Linked DNA regions of Homo sapiens: regions 1, 2, 3 and 5 are each linked to region 4. A link is a contact called in ENCODE Hi-C or POLR2A ChIA-PET data. All regions are on one chromosome and are shown on one strand. The core of a region is the stretch at or near the end of the contact, and the rest is flanking DNA. Distances in the headings are between cores, read along the strand shown. Region 1 holds the start of NOSIP (nitric oxide synthase interacting protein). Region 2 holds the start of IL4I1 (interleukin 4 induced 1). Region 3 holds the start of SCAF1 (SR-related CTD associated factor 1). Region 4 holds the start of CYTH2 (cytohesin 2). Region 5 holds the start of PTOV1-AS1 (PTOV1 antisense RNA 1).

Evidence for each region. Hi-C counts contacts between places; a loop is a spot of excess contacts on that map. ChIA-PET counts read pairs that join two places held with the same protein, here RNA polymerase II (POLR2A). Pooled maps may share reads with other maps.
Region 1: a loop to region 4 is called in a pooled map, with 5 times the contacts of the local background. The contact joins the promoter of NOSIP here to the promoter of CYTH2 in region 4. A Hi-C loop is called at or near these places in 1 of 168 maps with a recorded cell type or tissue (gastrocnemius medialis), 1 of 37 single-sample maps with no recorded cell type and 6 of 50 pooled maps. POLR2A ChIA-PET finds 5 or more read pairs at or near these places in 1 of 52 experiments (CD4-positive, alpha-beta memory T cell).
Region 2: a loop to region 4 is called in a pooled map, with 10 times the contacts of the local background. The contact joins the promoter of IL4I1 here to the promoter of CYTH2 in region 4. A Hi-C loop is called at or near these places in 4 of 50 pooled maps. POLR2A ChIA-PET finds 5 or more read pairs at or near these places in 3 of 52 experiments (activated B cell, activated CD4-positive, alpha-beta memory T cell and activated naive CD8-positive, alpha-beta T cell).
Region 3: a map of naive thymus-derived CD4-positive, alpha-beta T cell shows a loop between it and region 4 (8-fold over the local background). The contact joins the promoter of SCAF1 here to the promoter of CYTH2 in region 4. A Hi-C loop is called at or near these places in 1 of 168 maps with a recorded cell type or tissue (naive thymus-derived CD4-positive, alpha-beta T cell), 1 of 37 single-sample maps with no recorded cell type and 8 of 50 pooled maps. POLR2A ChIA-PET finds 5 or more read pairs at or near these places in 1 of 52 experiments (GM10248).
Region 5: a loop to region 4 is called in a pooled map, with 9 times the contacts of the local background. The contact joins the promoter of PTOV1-AS1 here to the promoter of CYTH2 in region 4. A Hi-C loop is called at or near these places in 1 of 168 maps with a recorded cell type or tissue (naive thymus-derived CD4-positive, alpha-beta T cell) and 7 of 50 pooled maps. POLR2A ChIA-PET finds 5 or more read pairs at or near these places in 1 of 52 experiments (activated T-cell).

Annotation. Positions count from the first base shown.
Region 1 is chr19:49,579,141-49,581,840 of GRCh38, forward strand. It overlaps NOSIP (nitric oxide synthase interacting protein), which reads right to left and starts at 1,416. Exons shown (of 9, transcript NM_001270960.2): 1 at 1,375-1,416. PRRG2 (proline rich and Gla domain 2) reads left to right here and starts at 2,176. Exons shown (of 7, transcript NM_000951.3): 1 at 2,176-2,341.
Region 2 is chr19:49,895,578-49,898,277 of GRCh38, forward strand. It overlaps IL4I1 (interleukin 4 induced 1), which reads right to left and starts at 1,310. Exons shown (of 8, transcript NM_152899.2): 1 at 1,258-1,310; 2 at 571-605; 3 at 238-476. The coding sequence starts at 583. RefSeq lists an enhancer at 2,240-2,419.
Region 3 is chr19:49,640,821-49,643,520 of GRCh38, forward strand. It overlaps SCAF1 (SR-related CTD associated factor 1), which reads left to right and starts at 1,389. Exons shown (of 11, transcript NM_021228.3): 1 at 1,389-1,422. RefSeq lists enhancers at 1-509, 510-1,179, 720-819, 930-1,279 and a silencer at 1,310-1,599.
Region 4 is chr19:48,468,072-48,470,771 of GRCh38, forward strand. It overlaps CYTH2 (cytohesin 2), which reads left to right and starts at 1,298. Exons shown (of 12, transcript NM_004228.7): 1 at 1,298-1,455; 2 at 2,282-2,429; 3 at 2,532-2,598. The coding sequence starts at 1,437. LOC105372430 (a long non-coding RNA gene) reads right to left here and starts at 1,462. Exons shown (of 3, transcript NR_186576.1): 1 at 940-1,462. RefSeq lists enhancers at 399-899, 604-763, 957-1,950 and a silencer at 1,314-1,503.
Region 5 is chr19:49,850,378-49,853,077 of GRCh38, forward strand. PTOV1-AS1 (PTOV1 antisense RNA 1) reads right to left here and starts at 1,299. Exons shown (of 4, transcript NR_040037.1): 1 at 1,191-1,299. It overlaps PTOV1 (PTOV1 extended AT-hook containing adaptor protein), which reads left to right and starts at 782. Exons shown (of 12, transcript NM_001394010.1): 1 at 782-1,122. The coding sequence starts at 952. RefSeq lists silencers at 171-250, 691-980 and an enhancer at 481-590.

The sequences.
Region 1 (2,700 bases), core at 166-2,665, 1.1 Mb after region 4:
TATATCCTGATTCCAACAAACCCACAGTTACACTGGACTTGACTCTGCACCACGTAATGGATAGTAGTCTAGAATTACGGTTGTTCTTTTAAAGTGTGATGATGGTATTGTGGTCATATCAGCAATGTTTCTGGTTTTTACACACGCACCCTGTTAGATAAAATTTATAGAAGGTCATTGGTTTGGATTGAGCTCCTGCACTAGGTTCAACAGACCAAACCAAAATGGAGACACTCATGCTAAAGTTCCATGCTTCCAAGCCAAAACTAAGTTGATATCTGATCTTCTGAGATATCAGGAGAGAGATAATAGCCAAATCCCCAAACAACCCAGTTTTAGCCCACCTGATAAAGGAAGTCCCCTCTACTTTAACCTTTAACTTAGAAATTTAATCAAGTTAATCAATTTAATCAACTAGCTTTTTGTTTTCCGTTTCTGATTTTCTCAGCCCTTTGTCTCTGAAAACAACCTCTGCTCAGCTCATCGGAACACTCACGCTATTTTCCATAATTAGATGTTGTTTGATTGTAGATTCACGAATAAATGCCAATTAAGATCTTCTCACTAAATGTGTTGCAATTTTGTCTTTTGACAATCCTTAAGTGTCATGATGCCTACGATTTGTTTTAATCTCTTTAAGTTTAAAAAAATACAGCAAGTATGGCAAAAATAATCATTGGTGATTTGGGTGACAGGAATTCCTGTATTCTTCTCTCACTTTTATATAAGTTTGAACATTTTCGTAAGAAAACATTAACATCAAACTGCCTCAAGGACCGTTCAAGCCCCAAGTTCACAGAATTAGCAGCACAATCAGAATGGGAATCCATGACTGCCTGACCCCGAAGCTCCACACAAGAAAACGTGAATCCCTGCACCAACCCCGAAAGGGAAGGGGCTGTCAAAAAGGTGAAGAGAAGGTGGCGATGGATGACTGCACAATCTAGTATCGCCCGCCGTCCCACCACAGTCTGAGAAACTGAGGCCAGGAAAGGAGTTCTCCCTCCTCAACTCCCACTCCTTAGACCCCCAGCAATCCCAGTCCACTCCTTCCCTTGGGACCACCAGCAAATAGCCATCATCTACAGCAGAACTGTAACTCTCAGGAGAACTGGCCGATGCTAGCTACCACTTGACTGAGTTTATAGTGAGAGAGAGAGACAAAGAGAGAGAGAACTGCCCGATGGACGGTTGGCCACCTCCAGCAGAGTGTAGTTCAGCTTCAAACTTGGGGCGCCCGGACAGCTGTATTAATAATGATTGACAGGGAATCGGGAATCCAAAATCTTGCCCCAGTCTCCCTCAAGACCCCAGGCCTCTAGCCCGCAGGAAAGCGATCCCAGCAACACTCTTCCTGCACCGCCTCGAACTCACCTCACTAACGACTCCCAGTCCCTCGGTCGCTTCTTCAACTGTGCCCCGACACCGGAAAGGAGCACTATTTTCCCCCTCCGCTCCGCCCACTTCCGCCCAGCAGAAGGCACCGGAAGTAGAGCTGCCCCTAGTTGCGGAAGTGCCTCGCCTGGCTTGCTCAAGTCCTCTCTTCTCTTTCTCTCTCCGGAAACGTGAGTAGCTAATCGAAAGTTCCGGATATTGAAACTGGTGGGAATATGGGGAACGCTTACTATGTACGAGGCATTTCCCAGGGAGATCGTTTTTTCCTGCTTGGTTCCCAGGTTTTGAGTCTCTCCAAGCCCAAATTTAAGGACTAATCACTTCCCCTAGAGATCGGGAAGCCCACTTTCCCAAATATATCATCCACTTTTCTTGCTGCATCTTAAAACAATTGAGAAGAGACAACTACGCTCCCATTTTACAGACAGAGCCATTGGGAAATTGAAAATCAAAGCCGTTCAAGTCGCTCTCAGGAAACAGGGATTTACTGCGGCACTGCCCAGCTGTCCCAGGGACTAAGGCATATCGTTCCCGCTAGTTTCTAGATACCTAGAGACCTAGATATTAATTTTTCTAGCTCGGACAGACGAACTCCCAGGGGAGAGCCAGAGCGGGTAGGGGTCGGGAGGGAGGAGGAGGGTCGAATCTAATCCCCCAGGTATCCCATGGTATTCGACACCTTGGCTTCCTCATGGAGCTCTGGCCTTTAAGTCCTTTATCCCAAGGTCCCTTTAAATACTTTGTCCCTTACCTGAGTCCCGCCCAGGGCAGGTAATGGCAAGTTCCGCCCACCTGCCAGAAACGGGGATCAGGCCTGGTTACCGGGAGTGGGGCGCCCCTCCTCCTTATCCCCTCCCCTCTTCCCTGTCCCCTTTCACAGCTGGCTGTAGCTGGCCAAGGAGTTCTCGATTAAAGAGGAAGGGGCAGTGCTCACATTTCTGGGCAGGTAAGTGAATGTCCCTGGAGGAAGAGCCTGGCTTGGGGACCCAGGCATCCTGGCTCCCCGCCCCTCCGAGACCCAGAAGTTTGGGGCTCCTAGGCCCAGGAGTCCAGGGCCCCTGCCCACTTAGGTCCCTAGACCCAATAATATAACTAATCCCCTGCCTCTGCCTCTCTCGTAATCTTTGTTGTCTGTGGGTGGATGTGACAATGAGCACAGAAAGAGGCACAAGTGGAAATTACCAGGAAGGGAAGACTCCAGATCACCAGTGGACATGTTTATAAGCATCTGTGTCAGGTGCTGTAGACACAGTGGGGAAAGAAAGATAAGCTGCCTGCTCCTTGCTTTCTTCTCTGGCGGACACT
Region 2 (2,700 bases), core at 60-2,559, 1.4 Mb after region 4:
CAGTGAGACTTCCCTCTGGGATGAAAAACGTGGGACAGGAAAGTCTGGGGCCTCTCAGTGGAGACATGTGACAGCAGGGGGCTTGGGCCTCACCCCCAGACTACAGGGAAAGATAGCCTCTCCCCCCACATCCCCACCTCCACCCCCTCAAGGAGGAACGCGGCCGTGTCCCTGTGCCCAGGGACTCCAGCCTGCAGCAGGAGGGACTCCAGGTAGACTGCAAGCAGTGCTTCCCACCTTGTGTCCAGCATCGCTGAGCACCTTGGCGGCCACCAGCCCGGCCACACCAGCGCCAACCACAATCACCCTCTGGGGCTTCAGGGTCCGATTGAGCCCCCAGGTCACCACCTTGAGCAGCTGCTCATAGTCAGGATCCTGCATGCATTTCTCGAAGGGGTCTTGGCTGCGTTCAGCCTTCCAGTCCTGGGAGGCCACCAGGCTGAGGAGGATGGGGACGAGGACGAGGAGGTGCAGGGCTGGGAGGAGGAGGACAGGGTCAACGGGGTTGTGGCAGGTCGGGGGAGAGGGGTTCTACTCACTTGTTCCAGAGCCCCTCCCCTGCTTACTCACCCAATGGGGCCATGACTCTCGGTGGGAGATGGTGTCTGGGGTGGAGGAGAAGGGAGGGCTGTTGTGACTGAGGCCTGTGACCACTGTAGCCTGACTCTGTCTCCCATGGGCTGCCCAGCTGCTAGAGCCGGCCCTCCCCCAGTCACTGTCCTGCTCTCTGGACCTGTGTCCCCTAACCCCATTCCTTCAGAGTCCCCTGGACCGTCCCTGCCTCCCTCCTCACCGGTCTCCACCTCTGCCACAGCTCTCTCGGGTTCCTGTCTCTTTCTCTTCTTTTCCCTCTTTCTTTCCTTTCTTTCTTTTTTTTTTAACAGTCTTTCTCTGCCATCCAGGCTGGAGTGCAGTGGTAAGATCTTGGCTCACTGCAACCTCCGCCTCCCAGGTTCAAGAATCCTCCCACTTCAGCCTCCCAAGTAACTGGGATTACAGACACCCATAACCAAACCTGGCTAATTTTTGTATTTTTAGTAGAGACGGGGTTTCGCCATGTTGGCCAGGCTGGTCTCGAACTCCTGACCTTAGGTGATCCACCCACCTCGGCCTCCCAAAGTGCTGGGATTCCAGGCATGAGCCCCCGCGCCCGGCCTCTTTTCCCTCTTCCTCATCTCCCCAGCTCCTGACTGCTTCTCAGTCCCTATTTCTGTGGGTCCTGTCTCTCTGTCCCCCCACCACTGGCCGTGTCACTACCTCCAGCTCTTGGTGACAGCAGGACAGCGCGGTCCTCTCCACTGCCCTCCACTGTCTCTGCTGTGGCCCTTTCTCTCCCCTTAAACTGGCAGAGCCCCGCCCACCCCTCCTTTTGGGAAACTGGCCGAGGGAAATGAAACTGGTTTCCTGGAGCTGCTCTGGTCCAATGCTCAGAGTCTAGTTGAGGTTGGAGAAAGGGGGTTGGAGGAAGTTAATCAGTCTATTCACTTCCTTTTGCCCCAGATAGTTCTGGGGTGGTTTGGAGGCCAGAAATAGATGCTCAGGTAACCGTGCCAACAACGGGGAATCCCCTTCGGTTTGCCCCCGTCCCTGATCACCAGGCCACTTGTTTCTATCCTCCCCTGCACTCTCTCTGCCTCCTTGATTCCCACGGGGACAGAGGGGCTACAGGTCCCTGGGCCAGGCCAACTTTCCCCTCCAAGTCCCTCTCCGTCAGGTGTCGCCATGTCCTGCAGGGCCCCCCATGGTTCCACTTCCCTCTCCACTTGCCACCCAGAGCCTCAGTCTCCCCCTCCGTTACATGGGTGTAGCAGTGGGGCTGGCAGCCGTGGTCCCGGGGTCAGGACGTGGGCTCTGAGCCCGCCCTCCCCTCTGTGGCTCTCGTCTACAGCTGTCAAATGACGTCTACAGACGTCACAGTGTTTTAGGATCAAGTGAGTGAATCCAGGTTAAGTTCTGTGGCCGGAACCTGGGGTAGTACTGGAAGCTGCTCCTTTGGAAATGCCAGCTGCTGTGGCCGCAGGGGCACTCAGGGGTTCTATGAGTGACCACCCGGCAGAGGGAAGCGCCCAGGCTTCACCCATCCCTGCTTTAAGAACCACCTCAGTGCTCAGGGCAGGGAGTGGGGCGGCACCTTGGAGTGGGTGGGGGTGGAGAAACAATAGCAGGGACTTTCCTTGGGGTGGGGGAGAGGGAGCCAGGGGCTCCGTGAGGAGGAAAACCAGAGGGAGGCAGATTCTCTGCAGCAAGGGTTGGGTGGGGGTTGGAGGGCATTAACAAGAAGGAAGATGGGAAACTCCCGCAGTAAATCAAAGAGGGATGCGGTTATGGCCGGGAGGGGCTGGGGGGTGAATGTGAGTAACAAGGCATGTGACGCAGGGGCGGGAGGCCGTGGCAAAGGGAAATGATCAAAGAGCTGGAGAGTTCAGGGACCGAAAGAGCTTGGGTCAGCAAAAATAGTGACGAGGGCCAGGGGTGGCTCACGCCTATAATCCCAGCACTTTGGGAGGTCGAGGCAGGCGGATCACCTGATGTCAGGAGTTCAAGACCAGCCTGGCCAACATGGCAAAACCTCGTCTCTACTAAAAATATAAAAATTAGCCGGGCATGGTGGCATACGCCTGTAGTCCCAACTACTCAGGAGGCTGGGACAGGAGAATTGCTTGAACCCAAGAGGTGGAGGTTGCAGTGAGCTGAGATCGT
Region 3 (2,700 bases), core at 139-2,638, 1.2 Mb after region 4:
CGCCCAAGTAGGGATGCCTGGGTCATGAAGAGCCTGGGGCCAGGATTTCTGGGTCTTGAAGGAGAAGGAAGCAGAGGGCCCAGACTCCTGGGTCCTTAGGAGAAAATGGGGCTGGAGATGTGGACTCCTGGGTCCTGGGGAGGAGGGTGTCAGGGAGGAAGGTAGACAGGTTCCTTCGTACTAGGTTCGGTAAAGGAGGGAGCCGGGGGCCTGGACTCTTAGGTCCAGGAATTGGAGAGGCTGGGGACCCAGGATTCTGGATCCGAGCGAGGGCACTGGCTTGGGGGGACCCGAATTCGTATGTGAGAGCTTGAGACCAGGACTAGTCTGGGAGACCGACTCTTGGATCCGAGGAAGGAAGAATCAGACTCCTGAGTCGGAGGGAGGAGGGAAATAGGAGTCTGGACACTGCTCTGAGTGAGAGGATTCGGAATTCAGACTTCTCTGTACTGAACGAGGCGGCTATGGGGTCGGGCTTCTAGGTTCTAAGTTTATTTTTATTTGTTTATTTTTGAGACGGAGTTTCCGTCTTGTAGCCCATGCTGGAGTGCAATGGCGCGATCTTGGCCCACTGCAACCTCCGCTTCCCGGGTTCAAGCGATTCTCCTACCTCAGCCTCCCGAGTAGCTGGGATTACAGGCGTTAGCCACCACGCCAGGCTAATTTTTGTATTTTTAGTAGAGACTGGGTTTCACCATGTTGGTCAGGCTGGTCTTGAACTCCTGATATCAGATGATCCGCCTGCTTCGGCCTCCCAAAGTGCTGGGATTACAGACGTGAGCCACCGCGCCTGGCCTATTTTTATTTTTTTAGAGGCGGGGTCTCCCTATATTGCCTAGGCTGGCTTCTAACTTCTAGGCTCAAGCCATCCTTCCGCCTCAGTCTCCCGAGTGGGACTACGGTGTGCGCCACTGCATCCCGTCTGGTTCTAAATTTAGGGGGGCCTAGAGGATCTGGATTCTGAGAGCCCCAGAATGTGGGCAGCACAACATCCAGCAAGTCGTGCTCACTCCGCCGGACTACAATTCCCTTGCGTCTGTTCTGCCTGGCGCCTCTTACGTCACCTCCTGTTCCGCCACCCTTTCCGCGCGCGCGCAGGGCACTGTGGGGCGTCATCGCGGGCTACCGCGGCCCCGCCCACTTCACCTCTCACCCCATTAGCTGTCCCCGCGCGACAGAGGCGGTGCGCGGACTACGCCTCCCGGCGTGCATCGCGCGGACCCCGCCCCATGTGTCCCATTGGCTTCTGGGAAACCGAGTGCGGTTGCCTTCCCGCCGGCCTTCACGTCGCCGTGCTCGGTACTTGAAATCCCGGCAAGCTCGGCGGCGCTTTAGCTCCGCCTCTCTCCTCCTTTGCTCACGAACCCCGCCCCAGCCCGCCCCGCCCCGCGCCGGGGCCGGAGCCGCAGCCCGAGCGGCGGGGTAAGATGGCGGCGGCAGTCCGGGCCGCGGGGCTCGGGCCTATTGGGGTGGGCGGGGCGGAGTTGGGTCGCTAGTTGTCCCGGGGTCCTCCCCACAAGCCACGGGTCCTAGAGGGCTTCTCGGGGCGGTCTCGGGCCCGGCAGCTGCGGCGAAACCTGGCGCCGAGAGGGGGGCCTTCTCAGGGCCCCGGGACGCATCCGTGGGTTCCTGGGGGCGTCTATGGGGCGTCTCCGAGAGGACTTGGGGCGTCTCTGGGCCTAGACCGAGCCTAAGGCCTGCCCTCCATCACACAGCTGGCCTGGATCGTGTCTGTAGACACTGTAGATTGTCTTTTTGGGCTGACCGGAGGCTAGGGTCTGGTTAGAGGGTTCTGGGGCCATCTTGAGATCTTGAGATATGTCCCAGGGGTGAAGGAGGGTCTGCAAGACCTGAAGAGTATCTTCAGAGCCATCTAGAGGCCTGGGGTATGTCTTTTAGGGCTGGAAAGTGTCTGCATGGGCTGGCCTGAGGATGCAACTGGTCTGCATAAGTCTGGGGCCATTTATCAGGCCTAGAAGGAGTGTTCAAGGGCTAAGAAGTCATTTAGGGCCCCCTAGGGGGTTGGGTTATGCCCACCAGGGAAGGGCGCCAAATATTGAGATGTACTGAGGGTCTGGGGTCTCCAAGGTATGGGTAGTGTCTAATAATGGGTGACAGGAGGCTGGGGGCAGTTAGAAGGACCTGGAACCATCTAGATGGCTTTAATGTGACTGCAGGAATGCAGTTTTGATGCCTGGAGCAAATTCGAATGCCTTTGGGGTCAGAGCAGCTTGTGGCGAATAATAATACGGAAAGAGAATGAGGAAATTTTGCCCAGCTTAGATATACTTGCCCTTCAGACAGTAATTCAAATGAAAAATGTTTTAAGATTCTGCATTACCCTGGGGGTTATTGAGAGAGTTAGAATTAATCTACATTAGTCTGGAAGAGTCTGGAGGGTCATCTAGACCCACTATTACAGTGCTTTTCAAGGGGAAACCTGGGCCATGTTGACCGTGATCTGCATTAAGATACATTTTTTCATTGAGACCTGGTACAGACAGTCATAATGTATTTAACATTATATAACATAATGTATTAACATTAACTCACCTTCCACGAATTGACATTTCCACTTACTACTTGTGCTGTGCTGTGAAGAACTATTTTGTTCTATTTACTTTTTAAAACAAGCTATTTGTGAAGCACTAAACTGGTATATGACCCTGTTGTTGGGGAAACCACTGATCCAGATAGGAC
Region 4 (2,700 bases), core at 48-2,547:
GGACAAGGGGGACCGTGACGTGAGGGGAGCCAGAGAGGAAAAAAGGCCTCTGAGATGGGAGAAGGAATCAGAGAGGTGGGAGGATGCTGAGGAAAGGGGAGTTGTCTTAGCAGGAGGATGCTTGGGGAAGGGAGGAGTCTTAGGAGGATGCTAAGCTAAAGGAAGGAGTTTGGAGAAATGAGGGAGGAGTCTGAGCGGCAGAAGGTGCCAGGAAGGCCGAGCCTGTGCTTTCACTAAATTTCACCTTCCCCTGTTCCATTCCCCATGACCGATACCAAATAGCATAGCATTTAGAAAAAAGTAAATCTTGGCCAGGCGCGGTGGCTCACGCCTGTAACCCCAGCACTTTGGAGGGCCAAGGTGGGCGGATCATGAGGTCAGGAGTTCGAGACCAGCTTGGCCAACATGGTGAAACGCCCGTCTCTATTAAAAATACAAAAAATAGCCAGGCATGCACCATCATGGTGCAACCCTGTAATCCCAGCTACTCGGGAGGCTGAGGCAGGAGAATTGCTTGAACCCGGGAGGCGGAGGTTGCAGTGAACCGAGATCGCGCAACTGCACTCCAGCTTGGGCGACAGAGCAAGACTCTGTCTCAAAAAAAAAAAAAAAAGAAAAAACGAAGAAGTCTTTTGTTTCACCACTCCACGACTCCGAAGAGGCTGAGGGGGATGGGGAGGGCATAGATGGTGATAAAGAAGGAGTTCGGCGGTAAGAAGGGGCTGAGAGGAGGGGAAATACGCGGAGAAGAAATGCAAAAGAAAAGGAGGCCTAAAGCCGCTCCCGGTTGCATGGCAACCTTTGCGGTCAGAAGCCAGCATGGCCTGCTAGGAGGTGTGGCTTACGGAAACAAGCCAGTTCTAGCCCCGCCTCCTAGCAACAAGACTAACAAAGTACCGCCCCCTAGCAACGTATTATCGGAGGCGGGGCTCGGTTTACCTAGACTCCAAGTGTCCAGGGCCTTTGAGCAGGCGCAGAGGTGGCTGTACCGCGTGGCTCCGCCTCCGCGCGACACTTTTCCGGGGCTTCTCATTGGAGAGCAAGCCTGTCAAGTGCTTTCTGTTGTTTCGGAGGCGGGGCCTGCTGCCCTGCCTGCACTCCGATTGGCCCCGCGGGCCGTCTACCTCTGGCCGGACATACCTACACCGGCTTTTTGTACGACTGTTGGCCCTGGAGAACGATCCTTTGGTGGCGAGGGCGGGGAGGACGAAAGCGCCCACTGTGGATTGGACAGTGTCAAAAAGAGGGGCGGTCCCTACTGAAGGGGCGGTTGGGCGACGAAGGGAAGAGTCTTTTCAGCGCTGAGGACTGGCGCTGAGGAGGCGGCGGTGGCTCCCGGGGCGTTTGAGCGGGCTCACCCGAGCCCGCGGGCCAACGCGGATCCAGGCCCGACTGGCGGGACCGCCCCGGATTCCCCGCGGGCCTTCCTAGCCGCCATGGAGGACGGCGTCTATGGTAGGTCGGGGAGGGGCGGGGTCGGCTGGGAGTTGCTGGAGCGTTTTCTCCTGAACGTTCCGCCGCGAACGTTTCCCCCTGGCGCGCGGCGCCCAGAAGCGTTCGGCTCAGTCGTAGACTTGTCGCGCCGCTTTTGTTGGGCGCTGGACGGGCTTCCGGCGGGGCCCGAAAGCCGGGCGTTCCAGGCCATTGTTTGGGCTGAGCCTGTTTCCGGTGGCGGCGGGAGGGGCGGGATGGAGTGGTGGAGGCGAGGCCGGGGCGGAACCATTCCCGCTGGAGGGGCGGGCGAGCCCAGCGCCTGCCGGGGCCGGGGAGGGGCGCTTGGGTTGCGGGGAGGGGAGAAATCTTGGGGGGCGGGGGCCTTCGATGTCCCGCCCCACCTTCCCAACTCTCCTGAGCTGTCATCAGTTCCCCCGGCTGTAGTGACTTTTCATGGACCCAGTAGTCCGGATAACCAGGTCCCCAGCTACCTCGCCAGTAATGGAGTCAGAAAACCAAGGCCTCAGTCCCCTTCCAAGTAATGGACCTAGAAGCCGAGGCCCCCAGCCCTTTCTTCCCTCAGATCTAAGAGCTCAGGCACCCATTCCCCTTCTCCCTCAGACTCAGGAATCCGGGCCCCAATTCCCCTTGTCCCCCAGGACTCAAGAGTTTAGAGCCCCAGCTCTTTCTCCTCTGCAGGGAGGAATCCAGGCCCCCAGCCCATTCTTCTGTGCAGACATAGGAAGCCCCTTACACATCCTCTCCCAGCTCTGTCCGCCCCCAGATTGCAGGAATTCAGGCTCACGGCCCCTAGCACTGACTTTTAAACCTTGACCCCGATCCCTAGAACCCCCAGACCTGACTCCGGAGGAGCGGATGGAGCTGGAGAACATCCGGCGGCGGAAGCAGGAGCTGCTGGTGGAGATTCAGCGCCTGCGGGAGGAGCTCAGTGAAGCCATGAGCGAGGTGGAGGGGCTGGAGGCCAATGAGGGCAGGTGAGGGCTGGGGCGGATGACCTAGGGGGCGTGGGGTTGGCTGAGGCCAGGGATGCCCAGGCATTGACCCTCCACCCCCAACCCTGCTCTCTGCTCCTGCAGTAAGACCTTGCAACGGAACCGGAAGATGGCAATGGGCAGGAAGAAGTTCAACATGGACCCCAAGAAGGTGCTTGGGGCCACAGGACTGGGATCAGCTGGGCAAACATCCAGGCAGGGGCTTCTGGCACCTCCGGGTTCCAGAAGCGTGATGGTGCCGGGTCTATTCTAG
Region 5 (2,700 bases), core at 49-2,548, 1.4 Mb after region 4:
ATTTGAGTAGTGACTGCGCCAAGCAGTCAAGCACAGCCCCTCGGGCTCGATCCCCATAACCACTCTAGGGTTAGGTATTACCCACGTTTAAGGAACAAAAATCGAGGGAAAAATCTTATACAACTACTAGTAAGTAGTCATTCCATTTTAGCAGAGCGAATGAGCGAATCCACGGAAGGCCGGGGAGCGACGTGAGTGGCGAGAAGCTTGGAGTCGCCAGGGACGGCGGGCGGAGCCTGGGCGCCGGGGCTAATGGGCGGAGCCTCCAGGGACAGCTGGCCCCGCCCAGGCCGCGCGGGGCCCGCTGGGAGTTGGAGTCCCTTGCCCACCTCGCCACGTCACCGACTGCAAACCTTCAGCTGTCTCAGGCTCGGGTGCAATCCGTACCCTCAGTGGGTTCCCTTTCAGTGGGTTCCTTTGTCCCCAGGCCCATTATTCCGTCCTCCCCTCTTCCCTGATGTATTTTGGCGCGGTCTCCTGGCTCTGCGGGCCCAGGGCTCCGGATGAGGTCTCCCGCCGTCCCGACCCCCGCAAGGGGCCAGCTTGGTGTCGCCTTCGTTCTTCTGCCACCCCATTCGGTAGGGGCTCCCGTTCCCGCCACGCCCCCTGAAGTTGTGGCTCGCGCGTCTTCCCAGGACTCCCCCGCGCCGGAGAGGCCCGCAGGACCGCCGAGCCCACACTCCGCTCCCGCCCGGGCCCCGCTCCCCCGCGCCGCCTTGGTACGCTCCGGCCACGCCCCCTCGGACGCGCTTGGTACGCGCCGGGCTCCCCCGCTCGCCTCAGTGGTTCGGCCGCGGCGACCCCACTCCGGCGGCGCGTCCCCCGAGCTTGGTACGGCTCAGCCCGTCTCCCCCGAAGCCGCGCGCCCGCGCCCGCGCCCCTCAGTCGGTGGAGCCCGCAGCCCCCCTTGTGGCCCGCGGCAGCTCCCCGCCCGCTCGGCCCGCGCCCGCCATGGTCCGTCCGCGCCGTGCCCCGTACCGCTCCGGCGCCGGGGGCCCCCTCGGGGGTCGCGGCCGCCCTCCGCGGCCCCTCGTGGTGCGCGCCGTCCGCTCGCGCTCCTGGCCTGCCAGCCCCCGAGGCCCGCAGCCTCCGCGGATCCGGGCCCGCTCGGCCCCTCCCATGGTGAGCCCCCCGCCCTTTTTCCAGAGCCTTCCACGGCCCCGCCCCCCCAGCCCCTATCCCGGGCTCACGCCTTTGTCCGCAGCCCCCGCCGCTCCGGGGTGTCCCCTGTGGCCCGAAGGGTGGTCCCGCCCGGGGCCGGGTTCCCCCGTGGAGCACCCGGTGGTTCGCGCCGCGCTCTCCCCTTTGTTGCGCGTTCGGGCCGGGGTGGGGGGTTGGGGGACGGGGGCGGGGCGGGCTCATATTACTGCTGACTCCGCGGCCCGATTTAAACGCGGGCTGGGGGCGGCAGACAGGCAGCCGGCACGCTCGCTTGTTTTTCCTATTGGAGAGTTGCTCGCTCTCCGGGCAGGAAACCTGGAAATGGGGGCGGTTTTGGGGGACAGCGGCGAGGGAGGGGCCCGCGCTTTGTACCAGCGCCCCCAGATGTCGCACCCGTGGGCGTTCTCCCCTGGCGGCCGCTCCGTGCCCGTGGAGTGCGCACCTAGAATACGCGCCCGCGCCCACATGTGGGATGCTTTGATGGACTGCCGTGAGCCCAGACCTTAAACGTAAACATTCAGCTTCGCAGGTACTTTGGGCTGCACACGCTTCTCCGGACCCAAAAGATGCACATGCTTTTCAGAAACCGTAAGGTTTACCTGGGGCTGTAAAACCGCACATCGCGACTTTGCACCGTGCACACGCTTGCCCCGATGTGAGATTTCCCCTGGGTTCGCGCTCGGGTCCGCTTCTTAAATACACTGCCTCAGCGGTGTGGATGGCACAGAGCTGTGGCAGCCCTACTGAAACCTTAAACAGGCTTCCTGGGGTCATAAACATGGATACCGAGACTTAGATCACCTCCCACAACTTAAACGTACCCCTTCACTCCACTGCCTTCGCCCCTTCCTGCAGCATTCGCATCTAGTTGTTCAAAAGTGCTTTCCGGGTCCTCAGACATGCACCCCAAGGTTTTAAACCTCAGTGCAAGTACTAGATGGGCTTCCCTGTGCAATAGGGATGTCAGGCGCGCAGTTTTGCACACGATTGCCAAGATGTGAGATTTACTTTAGGTTGCACCTTAACCGTCGTTTTTAAATATGATCGTCCCATCTTGATGTGCTGCTCCTGCTGTGGAAGGTATCCCTGGGTTTTAGGCAAGCATATGTGTTCTTTACTATGGCTCCAGATCCCAGCATATTTGAAGTCCTGAGTCAACCTGCTCTCCTAGACAAGCAGACATTAAGTATGTCGCTTGGGCTCTTAAGTGCGTTCTCCTGACTTTTACCCATCTTTGTGGCAGTAAATGCATACGTGTCACTGTATATGCGGACTAGATACCTCAGGTCCCAGCGCCATAAACAACTTGTATGTTGTAAGTGTACCCTCATCTCGAAAGTCACCTCCAGCTGTGCGTTTTAACTCATCTCAGATGCTGGATGTCCGGTATGGTGCCTGAAGCCCCCGGGGCAACATCCACTCTCTGTCCAACTCATTCTAACGCCAAGATACTCAGGTTTTCTATCTGATCTTCTGACGACTGCCCAAAAGTCAGAATCACCTGCGTGGGTGAAGAATCACCTGCGTGGGTGGAGAATC